Regions from separate parts of the Homo sapiens genome. Here region 2 is linked to region 1. The links are chromatin contacts, found by Hi-C in ENCODE. All regions are on one chromosome and are shown on one strand. The core of a region is the stretch at or near the end of the contact, and the rest is flanking DNA. Distances in the headings are between cores, read along the strand shown. Region 1 overlaps RNLS (renalase, FAD dependent amine oxidase). Region 2 holds the start of LIPM (lipase family member M).

Region 1 (5,859 bases), core at 2,154-4,653:
GACTATGATGCATATAGGTATGAATCTCTCTGATTTTATTCTACATAGAGTGTGTTGAGTTTGTTGGATGTAGATTCATGATTTTTTATCAAACTGGAAAGTTTTAGCCATTATTTATATATATATTCTTTCCACTCCTTTCTCTCCTCTCCTGTGACTCCCACTGTGCATATATTTGATGGTGTTCCCCAAATGTCTGAGGCTTTGTTCATTTTTCCTCATTCTTTTTTCCTTCTGCTCCTCAGACTTGATAGCATCAGTTGACTCATCTTCAAGTTTGCTGATTCTTTATTCTGCCTGCTCAAATCTTCTATCGAGCCCCTCTAGTAAAATTTTTTCTTCTGTTATTTTACTTCTCAATTCCAGAATTTCTGTTTTGCTCTATTTTATATTTCTATCTATTTATTGATCTCTATTTGATGCAAAATCATTCTCATGCTTGTCTTTAGTTCCTCGGACATAGTTTTCTTTAATTCTTTGAATGCAACTAAAATGGCTTATTTAAATCTTTGTCTAGTAAGTACAATGTCTGGGCTTCCTCAGAGAGGTTTTTTTTTTTTTTCATCTTTTAAAGTTCTTGATACTTTTTTTTTAATTTTATTATTATTATACTTTAAGTTTTAGGGTACATGTGCGCAACATGCAGGTTTGTTACATATGTATACATGTGCCATGTTGGTGTGCTGCATCCATTAACTCGTCATTTAGCATTAGGTATATCTCCTAATGCTATCCCTCTCCCGTCCCCCCACCCCACAACAGTCCCCGGTGTGTGATGTTCCCCTTCCTGTGTACATGTGTTCTCATTGTTCAATTCCCACCTATGAGTGAGAACATGCGGTGTTTGGTTTTTTGTCCTTGCAATAGTTTGCTGAGAATGATTGTTTCCAGTTTCATCCATGTCCCTACAAAGGACATGAACTCATAATTTTTATGGCTGCATAGTATTCCATGGTGTTTATGTGCCACATTTTCTTAATCCAGTCTATCATTGTTGGACATTTAGGTTGGTTCCAAGTATCTGCTATTGTGAATAGTGCCGCTATAAACATACGTGTGCATGTGTCTTTATAGCAGCATGATTTATAATCCTTTGGGTATATACCCAGTAATGGGATGGCTGGGTCAAATGGTATTTCTAGTTCTAGATCCCTGAGGAATCGCCACACTGACTTCCACAATGGTTGAACTAGTTTACAGTCCCACCAACAGTGTAAAAGTGTTCCTATTTCTCCACATTCTCTCCAGCACCTGTTGTTTCCTGACTTTTTAATGAACGCCATTCTAACTGGCGTGAGATGGTATCTCATTGTGGTTTTGATTTGCATTTTTCTGATGGCCAGTGATGATGAGCATTTTTTCATGTGTTTTTTGGCTGCATTAATGTCTTCTTTTGAGAAGTGCCTGTTCATATCCTTTGCCCACTTTTTGATGGGGTTGTTTGTTTTTTTCTTGTAAATTCGTTTGAGTTCATTGTAGATTCTGGATATTAGCCCTTTGTGAGATGAGTAGGTGGCAAAAATTTTCTCCCATGCTATAGGTTGCCTGTTCACTCTGATGGTAGTTTCTTTTGTTGTGCAGAAGTTCTTTAGTTTAATTAGATCCTATTTGTCAATTTTGGTTTTTGTTGCCATTGCTTTTGGTGTTTTAGACATGAAAGTCCTTGCCCATGCCTATGTCCTTAATGGTATTGCCTATGTTTTCTTCTAGGGTTTTTATGGTTTTAGGTCTAACATTTAAGTCTTTAATCCATTTGAATTAATTTTTGTATAAGGTGTAAGGAAGGGATCCAGTTTCAGCTTTCTACATATGGCTAGCCAGTTTTCCCAGCACCATTTATTAAATAGGGAATCCTTTCCCCATTGCTTGTTTTTGTCAGGTTTGTCAAAGATCAGATAGTTGTAGATATACGGCATTATTTCTCAGGGCTCTGTTCTGTTCCATTGGTGTATATCTCTGTTTTGGTACCAGTATGATGCTGTTTTGGTTACTGTAGCCTTGTAGTATAGTTTGAAGTCAGGTAGCGTGATGCCTCCAGCTTTGTCCTTTTGGCTTAAGATTGACTTGGCAATGCAGGCTCTTTTTTGGTTCCATATGAACTTTAAAGTAGTTTTTTCCAATTCTGTGAAGAAAGTCATTGGTAGCTTGATGGGGATGGCATTGAATCTATAAATTACCTTGGGCAGTATGGCCATTTTCACGATATTGATTCTGCCTACCCATGAGCATGGAATGTTCTTCCATTTGTTTGTATCCTCTTTTACTTCATTGAGCAGTGGTTTGTAGTTCTCCTTGAAGAGGTCCTTCACATCCCTTGTAAGTTGGATTCCTAGGTATTTTATTGTCTTTGAAGCAATTGTGAATGGGAGTTCACTCATGATTTGGCTCTCTGTTTGTCTGTTATTGGTGTATAAGAATGCTTGTGATTTTTGTACATTGATTTTGTATCCTGAGACTTTGCTGAAGTTGCTTATCAGCTTGAGGAGATTTTGGGCTGAGACGATGGGGTTTTCTAGATATACAATCATGTCATCTGCAAACAGGGACAATTTGACTTCCTCTTTTCCTAATTGAATACCCTTTATTTCTTTCTCCTGCCTGATTGCCCTGGCCAGAACTTCCAACACTATGTTGAATAGGAGTGGTAAGAGAGGGCATCCCTGTCTTGTGCCAGTTTTCAAAGGGACTGCTTCCAGTTTTTGCCCATTCAGTATGATATTGGCTGTGGGTTTGTCATAAATAGCTCTTATTATTTTGAGATACGTTCCATCAATACCTAATTTATTGAGAGTTTTTAGCATGAAGGGTTGTTGAATTTTGTTTTGTCAGAGGCCTTTTCTGCATCTATTGAGATAATCATGTGGTTTTTGTCTTTGGTTCTGTTTATATGCTGGATTACATTTATTGATTTGCATATGTTGAACCAGCCTTGCATCCCAGGGATGAAGCCCACTTGATCATGGTGGATAAGCTTTTTGATGTGCCTGAGAGACAGTTTATATTGACTGCTTTTGTACTGCATGTGTGCCATACTTTTAGTTTCTTTGAATGTCTCCTAATTTTTTGTTGAAACTACATTTTAAAAAATGTTGCAACTCTTGAAATCAGAATCTCCTACCTCCCCAGGGTTTGTGAAAGTTGCTGTTTGTAGTTGGTGCTTGTTTTGTTTGAGCTAATTATTTAATATGTGATTTCTTTGTCATAGGTGGCCATTGGAGTCTCTGATAGCTGACTTAGTGTTCAGCTAATGATTGGACAAAGATTTTCTTAAATTCCTGGAGCTCACAAGTCCTCCAATCTTTGCCTAAGGGCTCTGTGTGCATTTGGAGCACACCTTGAACACTCCAGCAGGCAGTATGAAACTCTGCCTTCACTTTCACTTCCTGCCTCCATAGAGCCACAAGGTTAGGCAGAGTTGAGAATTTAGATCTTTCTCAGGTCTTAGCTGAGCATGCAGATAGCACTGAGTATGCTCACATCCCTACACATGAACTTGTACTTCTAGTTTCCCAGCATTATGTCTGTGCTTTTCAAATCATCCTGTGGACGTATCTTTCCACAGCTTCTCCTTTTAAGCTTTTGGTAAGCTGATTATTTGCTTCAACTCTTATGTACTGCCTCAGGCAACAGTGATGTGAAACAATTGCCACTCAGTCTTTTCTACAAATAATTGAAAATCATTTCTGTTAAGAAAAATATTCACATTGGGTGAACTCTAAGTCAAGTCACATAGAGACAATATTATGAGTGGAATATTTCAGGGAACCATCAGACAGGTCAAATAATGATAGTTCTCTGGAAATGGAGTTTGGAGAGAGCGCTAACCCTGTTCTATCCCCTCCGGGGGCTGCCAGACTGCCAGTGTTTATCATGATTGCAAGTTGTTGGTTTCCCAGGTTATTGCAGAGCTGGGGGCAGGGGAGGGAGAATGAGAAAAGAGCAGAGTAAAAGACAAAAAAGCTTAGTTTTTACTGACATTCAGCCATTTTTTTAAATAAAAGCTTACCTGATTTCTGCTAGTCTTTGATTAATTTCCAGAGTTCTGAAAAAGTTTACACTGACAATTTTTGCCAGTATTTTTATTGCTTGTATGGAGGAGAGGGTTTTCAGAGTCCCTTATTTTGCCATTTTCATTATCACCCCATGTCCTCTTTTAATAACAAATATTTTTAATAACATCTCTAACTATTCTAAAATGAAATTCATGGATAACATAACCTACCAAGACATTTTTTTGTTTTTTAGACGGAGTCTCGCTCTGTCGCCAGGCTGGAGTGCAGTGGCGCGACCTTGGCTTACTGCAACCTCCACCTCCTGGGTTCAAGCAATTCTCCTGCCTCAGCCTCCCAAGTAGCTGGGACTACAGGTGCCTACCACCATGCCCGGCTAATTTTTGTATTTTTAGTAGAGATGGGGTTTCACCATGTTGGCCAGGATGGTCTCGGCCTCTTGACCTTGTGATCCACCGGCCTCGGAACTCCCAAAGTGCTGGGATTACAGGCATGAGCCACTATTCCTGGCCAGTACACATTATTTTAAAATTACTAATATGATTGCCTAATTGTAATTTAAAGAAGAAGAAAGGAATATCATAATAATAATTGAAAATGCTTGGGGACAACTACACTGGAAGACATAATCAGACACACCTGTTTGTATAATCACTTTGAATTGGGATGTTACAAATTATTGCAGTTATATTTTCAGAGGATTCAAATGTCATATGTGCCATGGATATTGATATTATAATTTTCAAAAATGATTAACAATTCTCAGTAAGGTTCAAATGAAACAAAGTATAGTCTTCAGTTAGTTTACATTGGATTTGCATTTATGGGAAATTAGGTGTCTATTAAAACCATGAAAAGAAATATTTAATTTTTTATGTAAGATTGAATTTGGTCCTAGGCTTAAATCATTACATACAGATTTTTTAAAAATCTACATGAATAGTTGGTGGGACAGTAAAATCTAACATGATATGGAACTTCCCCTTACCTCCCTGACTACTACCCACTGAATGTCAGTTAACAGTCCCATAATAATTTATACTTTGAGACACCCTTCCCAAGAAAAATGGCCCTCATAAACTTCCAAAATATCCCCTAGAAGGCAGTACCATTCCTCTGAGAGCCACTGCTTTAGAAGAGCCAGCTGTTAGTTGTTTTTTGGCTTTGGGTTTTTTAAAATCTGAGGTGCACCAAGTTTCAAAGAAAGGTCCCCAATAAGAAAACCAACAAGCTGACTAAATGCATGTGTGCTATGGTCCCTGCTCACTACTCCTCTGCCCCACATTCCACCTTTCAGGAAGTTTGAGTACTGAAATAATACTAAATAATTTGCAGACACTTTGGGGGATTGGATGCTCAAACACTTTTTTCCCCTCTTTTATCTTATTTGGAATGAGAGTTTTATTTAGTGCATTCAGACGAACGAATATTAAAAACTTCCTTAGGTCCTCAAAGAAGGGCCTTGACATCTTTCCTTAGTGAGCTGGTCCAATGTTCTAAATCCTCTGAGCAGGATCCCTGTGGTGTGTGACCCAGATAGCGTCCCAGAGACTTTCACTTTATTTCCTTGTGAAGACACGTGAAAGCTGCTTTATCAAGGAGTCACTAAGTCTGGTCACAACACAGTTTCAAGGAACCAACACTGGGACACTTACCATTTTGATGATTTTATCAGCTTTGATGGTGAGCCTAATTACAAAAGTCCTATCAAATGAATATCCACTGGTTCTTGATAGACCACAACCAAATTGTATTTCCCCCTTGTGTTCCTAGCTATTTATGAATATTGTTGCAAATGCTGTAATTGCCATCACCTTCTTCTGACTTTCTCAATATAATACCTAATTAG
Region 2 (5,859 bases), core at 1-2,500, 410 kb before region 1:
ACATTGCACATGATCGTCTTACTCATCTGGAGGTAGCCTCTCCTCTTTCTCACCTGGGAGGGTTTATTGCGTAGTATTTATAATTATAGACTTTGTGTTTAGGCAGTCCTGAATTTAAATAGTAGCTATGCTATTACATTGGTATGGCCTTGTTCAACTTGTTTAACCTCTTTAATCTCAGTATCTAGATTTGAAATATGTGAATGATCCTATCTACTGCACAGGGCAATGAAATTGAAATAGAATAGTATCTCTGCTTGTGTCATAATCCCTGCTATGGGATAAGTGTTACCATAGGGTGACCATTACTAAAACCCAGCTTAGAATTTGAAAAGCTACCAAAAAAAAAAAAAAAAAAAACCTCCTGGGAAAACTAAAGAGATGTACTGTCATTTATGCATTTTACTTGTAGGAGGTTCTGTGTAGCACTAACTCGGGGTCCTTTTATTGCTATTCAGCAAAGTACCAGTCCAGAAACAGGATAAAAAGAGTAGATTAGAATGGTATAAGATGCTACTAGAAGTGTGTGCCCTGATAGCAAGAAGCAAAGGCTGACACCTTTGCAATATGGAAAAAAAGAATAAAAGAATAAAAGGTACAGACAAAATGGAAATAATCAAGGGACTGGGGTGAACTTAAAAGGCCTTAATTACTTCTCCACTCATAGGATGAACCAAAGTGTTCAAGGAAAAGTTAAATTGTGTTTGAAGCTCAAAGAGATTAAGTCATTTGCCCAAGTTTACTAAATTTGTGTGAGGAGACCCCAGGTCTACTGACATCCAGTTTAGCATTCTTTCCAGTACAATTTGCTACTTCATCACTATGCTCTTCTAGTATGAATCACCACCATGTATAAATATAATACATAATGTAAATAATACACAGATACAAACGTTAACATGTTAAGTACCTCATTTCCCAGAAATCCCAACTTACAATATTCATGAATGCTTCTGGGTCCACAGCTTTAGTTGGCATATGTACTGAATTCACATTTCTCTGGAACATATACGCCACCAGAATCAGAAGCCACATTTCCATTCTGTGTGAGACAATCCACTGTCTTGACAAGGTTTCCAACATGGTCCAACATCTGCATTTATTTTTTCCTGCCAATGTAACAACTAATTCTAAAGTAAGAAGAATTTGTGGGTTTAAAAACTCTTCACATATTTTCCTGCTGCAATTCCCTCTTCCAATTCTGAAGCAAATTAGGCAAGCTTAGTTGGTAGGGAAAGAACACAAAGTAGGCTGGAAACATTGCCTAGGATGTCCCAATACTATCTGACTCCTCCCATTCCTCCCTCACACAACTTGTAATCCCTAATCCTTCAACTTCCAGGTGTGTAGAACTTTCTTTGATGTGACCTGGAATTTTGTGCATTTGATACAGCCTATTAAAACCCCTGTACTTTATCACCAGGTAATAAGGAGTGTAGGGAACCTCTTTCCTTCCACTCCTAGATTTTATCTTTCTTTGATAGATAGCAAAAGATGGAGTCTACAGAAAGCACTGAAAGTTTCTATAGTCATATTCTGGGTCTTCAATGATCACTGTTTTTTGGTTAAAGATAAGTGTTGTGATAAGTGCTTTTATTTAAAATATCTAAAATTTTATGGACATTTTCTACTTTTAGGGATGGGTGAGAACATTGATTAGAAGAAAATGAATCTTCCATGTTTAGCCCATTTCGTCTAGTTCAATTAAATAGATATACACAAAATTTTTATTTTAAGTTGTAATCACTAGTTAATCACTGGGATATGACTAGATGGATTATCTAGTAAATAAATCATCAGCTATTGTGTATTTTAGTTTTTTATATATATTTATTATATTTTAAGTTCTAGGGTACATGTGCACAACGTGCAGGTTTGTTATGTAAGTATATAAGTGCCATGTTGGTGTGCTGCACCCATTAACTTGTCATTTACATTAGGTATATCTCCTAATGCTATCCCTCCCCACTTCCCCCACCCCACGACAGACCCCGGTGTGTGATATTCCCCTTCCTGTGTCCAAGTGTTCTCATTGTTCAATTCCCACCTATGAGTGAGAACATGCAGTGTTTGGCTTTTTGTCCTTGTGATAGTCTGCTGAGAATGATGGTTTCCAGCTTCATCCATGTCCCTACAAAGGACATGAATGCTTCCTTTTTTATGGCTGCATAGTATTCCATGGTGTATAGGTGCCACATTTTCTTAATCCAGTCTATCATTGTTGGACACTTGAGTTGGTTCCAAGTCTTTGCTATTGTGAACAGTGCTGCAATAAACATACATGTGCATGTGTCTTTATAGCAGCACGATTTATATTCCTTTGGGTATATACCCAGTAATGGGATGGCTGGGTCAAATGGTATTTCTAGTTCTAGATCCCTGAGGAATCGCCACACTGTCTTCCACAATGGTTGAACTAGTTTACAGTCCCACCAACAGTGTAAGTGTTCCTATTTCTCCACATCCTCTCCAGCACCTGTTGTTTCCTGACTTTTTAATGATCCCCATTCTAACTGGTGTGAGATGATATCTCATTGTGGTTTTGATTTGCATTTCTCTGATGGCCAGTGATGATGAGCATTTTTTCATGTGTCTGTTGGCTGCATAAGTGTCTTCTTTTGAGAAGTGTCTGTTCATATCCTTCGCCCACTTTTTGATGGGGTTGTTTAAGGGATAATATCCAGAATCTACAAAGCTATTGTTTAAAATAATGGGTTGCAGCCTAGTTATTTTCATGAACTAAATGTCTCAGTTCAACTGAATGTGAGGCAAATGTGAACAATCCCTTAGCATACTAATGATTGAGCAGGTCAGGAGGGTTGATTTATTTGTCGTTTTAAGTAAAGAATGTGTTAAAAGTTAAAAAAATATTACTTAAAGTGAAATATTTCTCTATTACATCAATTCTTCAGGGTTGAGCTAACAGCAGCCACACCAATATGCAGACTTTTGGAATGTGGTGGGTGAAGGAGCCAGATGCTGAAACCAGAAAGATAAGTCTGTCAGAACATATCTTCCCACATGACTCAGCCTCCTCCACTTTGGGCTGGTTGCATGGGTGTGAAGAGGTAAGTCTGCATCCTTATCTGGACCAGTGTGAATGTCACTAACACAGCTAATCTGATGCCAGCTAGAGGAGCCATTTGACCTAATTAGAAGAGCAGAGAAAACACTTATCCAACACTCTGCAGAGCCCTGTGTCTTCAGCACCCCATGAGTTCTCCCTCAAGGTAGGCAAGATGAGATTTCAGAAAAGAATATGGGCTCCCATCACTGACATTTTAGGATTTGTAAATGTTATATAGCCAGAAAAAAAGATATCATTCAGCTTTCATTTTCAGAAATGTGAAGACACATTAAATGACTTGCCCCACATTGCCTAGCTAGACTGTGGCAAGGCCAGAACTGAGATTCAGATATTTTAATTTGCTGTTTAGCATTATGACTACATGGGAAAATATATAACACTTCGATGTCCTCTTCTCCATCAAAGATGAAGCCTAACCTACTAACAGGAAGCAATTACATCAATCTCTGTGAACTGTCTTTTTAAAAAGTTATCTTCTGGATTTAAAATTCAGAATAATTCCCAATGATGTCATTATGAGTTTGACAGATACCATCTGTCAAATACCATCTGTCAGATACCATATTACTTTGCTGTAATATGTTCAGGTAAGATCAACTCCCGCATTAGATTAATATGCTTGTGAATACTGTAGAGACTTTTTTAGGAGAGAGTTTATGGCAATAAACTGATTGGTTCAATCCCCCACCCATTCCTTTTTATTTTATTCCTTTTATTTTTTAGCTTTCTGCAGCTGCAGCCTTGGGTACTGAGTACATTGCAGAGAAAATATAATTAAATTTGGCTCTCAAATTCCTGGGGAACTTTATAAGGTCATAACTGTCATTTTGGAAGCAGGCAAAGTCACTTCCCAAGTCAGCTCAAAGAGCGACATTTTGAGCAAATATTAAATAAGTGCAGTTCTTCCCCACTGCAGAATTTTACAACACCCTTACCACCTTAGCAATCCCCAGCCCATGGAGAGCATCAGAAACATGATAAAAGAGATGGGAGGGGGCCGGGCGTGGTGGCTCACACCTGTAATCCCAGCACTTTGGGAGGCTGAGGCAGGTGGATCATGAGGTCAGGAGTTTGAGACCAGCCTGGCCAACATGGTGAAACCCTGTCTCTACTAAAAATACAAAAATTAGCCAGGAGTGGTGGAGGTCGCCTGTAATCCCAGCTATTTGGGAGGCTGAGGCAGGAGAATCGCTTGAAACCAGAAGGCGGAGGTTGCAATGAGCCAAGGTCCTGCCACTACACTCCAGCCTGGGCAACAAGAGTGAAACTCTATCTCAGAAAAAAAAAAAAAAAGAGAGAGAGAGAGATGGGAGTCCAAGTGTGCCAGTGTGTCTGCCCACTTCAAGGTGCTGATCTTGAGAGATTTCTCTTTAGACGCTTCTATTCAGGAACTCTGTGACCTTAGAAAATGGATTTTTGTCATCTGAGTACATAAAGAAGTAGGATCTGAAGTATCTGGATTTCTTAAAATGAAGAAAATTGATCTCCCTTAATGTACACTATCTATAAATTAATATTAAAATACAGAAAAGCAACAGGTCAAGTAGAATAAACATTAAGAAAAAGCTTTCTAATAAAAAAGTGAATGAAAATCAACCTGTGGCCCTACACATTCATATACCATGTGTAAAAACTGTAAAAACCAAAACAGCTAAAAAACCAACCAAACCAATAAAATGGTACAAAATAAAAACAATAACACAAGAATAAGGAAAAAAAAAAGGCTTGAAGCTGTAAAAACAAAAACATTCCCTAACCTGAAGGAAAGAGGTGGGAGCAAAGAGTACGTGTCAAAATCAGCCTCAGAAACTTCCACCCTTTATACACGGTACCCAGTAAAGCGCACCTCAAATTGGCTTAGTAAGTAAGTCCCTTCTACATTTCATTTGAACCATGAGGTGTAAAACCATAACATTTACCTTCATCTTTTGAATATGAGGTCAAACTCTCAAGGATTAACTCTATTTGGACATGAGAAATAATTCCTCTCAAAAATTAATGAAATAGTAAAAAAAAAAAATTAGAGCTTCTACAAATCCTGGTTCAAGTGAGGATTCAAGAATCAGAATGTACTATTAATGTGACCCAATTTATGCCCACAGTTTGTGAGTATCCCCGGTAATATGTATGCACTGAAATATACTTTTCCTCACATTTATTTGGCTTTAGAATACATAAAAATCAAAATTCCAACAATTGTTTCTAAACATTTTTAAGTTACATAATGTTTTGAGATGCTGACAAAAACAAGACTGTCTCCTCAGAAATATGTACATTTGCATCTCCATGCTAAATTTCATAATTTTTCAAGGGACGCATGGTCCTCTTGCATTTCTTCTGCAGAGCCGTTGGGCTTTGATATGGTTTGGCTGTGTCCTCACCCAAATCTCATCTTGCATTGTAGCTCCCACAATTCCCACGTGTCATTGGACGAACCTGGTGGGAGGTAACTGAATCATGGGAGCAGGTCTTTCCTCTGCTGTTCTCGTGATAGTGAGTAAGTCTCATGAGATCTGATGGTTTTAAAAACGGAAGTTTCCGTGCGTAAGCTCTTTTCTCTTGTCTGCCGCCATTCAAGACAGCCTTTGAGGCCTCCCAAGCCACGGGGAGCTCTAAGTCCAGTAAACCTCTGTCTTTTGTAAATTGCCCATTCTTGGGTATGTGTTTATCAGCAGCGTGAAAATGGACTAATACAGTAAATTGGCACCAGTAGAGTGGGGCGCTGCTGAAAAGATACCTGAAAATGTGGAAGCAACTTTGGAACCGGGTAA

What was found. A loop is a pair of places that touch in the nucleus more often than their neighbours do. Pooled maps may share reads with other maps.
Region 2: a pooled map of ovary shows a loop between it and region 1 (2.8-fold over the local background). The contact joins the promoter of LIPM here to the enhancer-like site in region 1. A Hi-C loop is called at or near these places in 2 of 168 maps with a recorded cell type or tissue (CD8-positive, alpha-beta T cell and naive thymus-derived CD4-positive, alpha-beta T cell) and 6 of 50 pooled maps.

What each region holds. Positions count from the first base shown.
Region 1 is chr10:88,389,940-88,395,798 of GRCh38, reverse strand. The region is part of intron 4 of RNLS (renalase, FAD dependent amine oxidase); the gene reads left to right. Among named protein-coding and RNA genes, the nearest start is that of RNLS, 190 kb to the left of the region's middle. Within about 2 kb of position 3,403, at least 4 of the 41 ENCODE cell types and tissues checked have a DNase peak (open chromatin) inside an H3K27ac peak, as active enhancers do.
Region 2 is chr10:88,798,121-88,803,979 of GRCh38, reverse strand. LIPM (lipase family member M) reads right to left here and starts at 1,250. Exons shown (of 9, transcript NM_001128215.1): 1 at 937-1,250. The coding sequence starts at 1,083.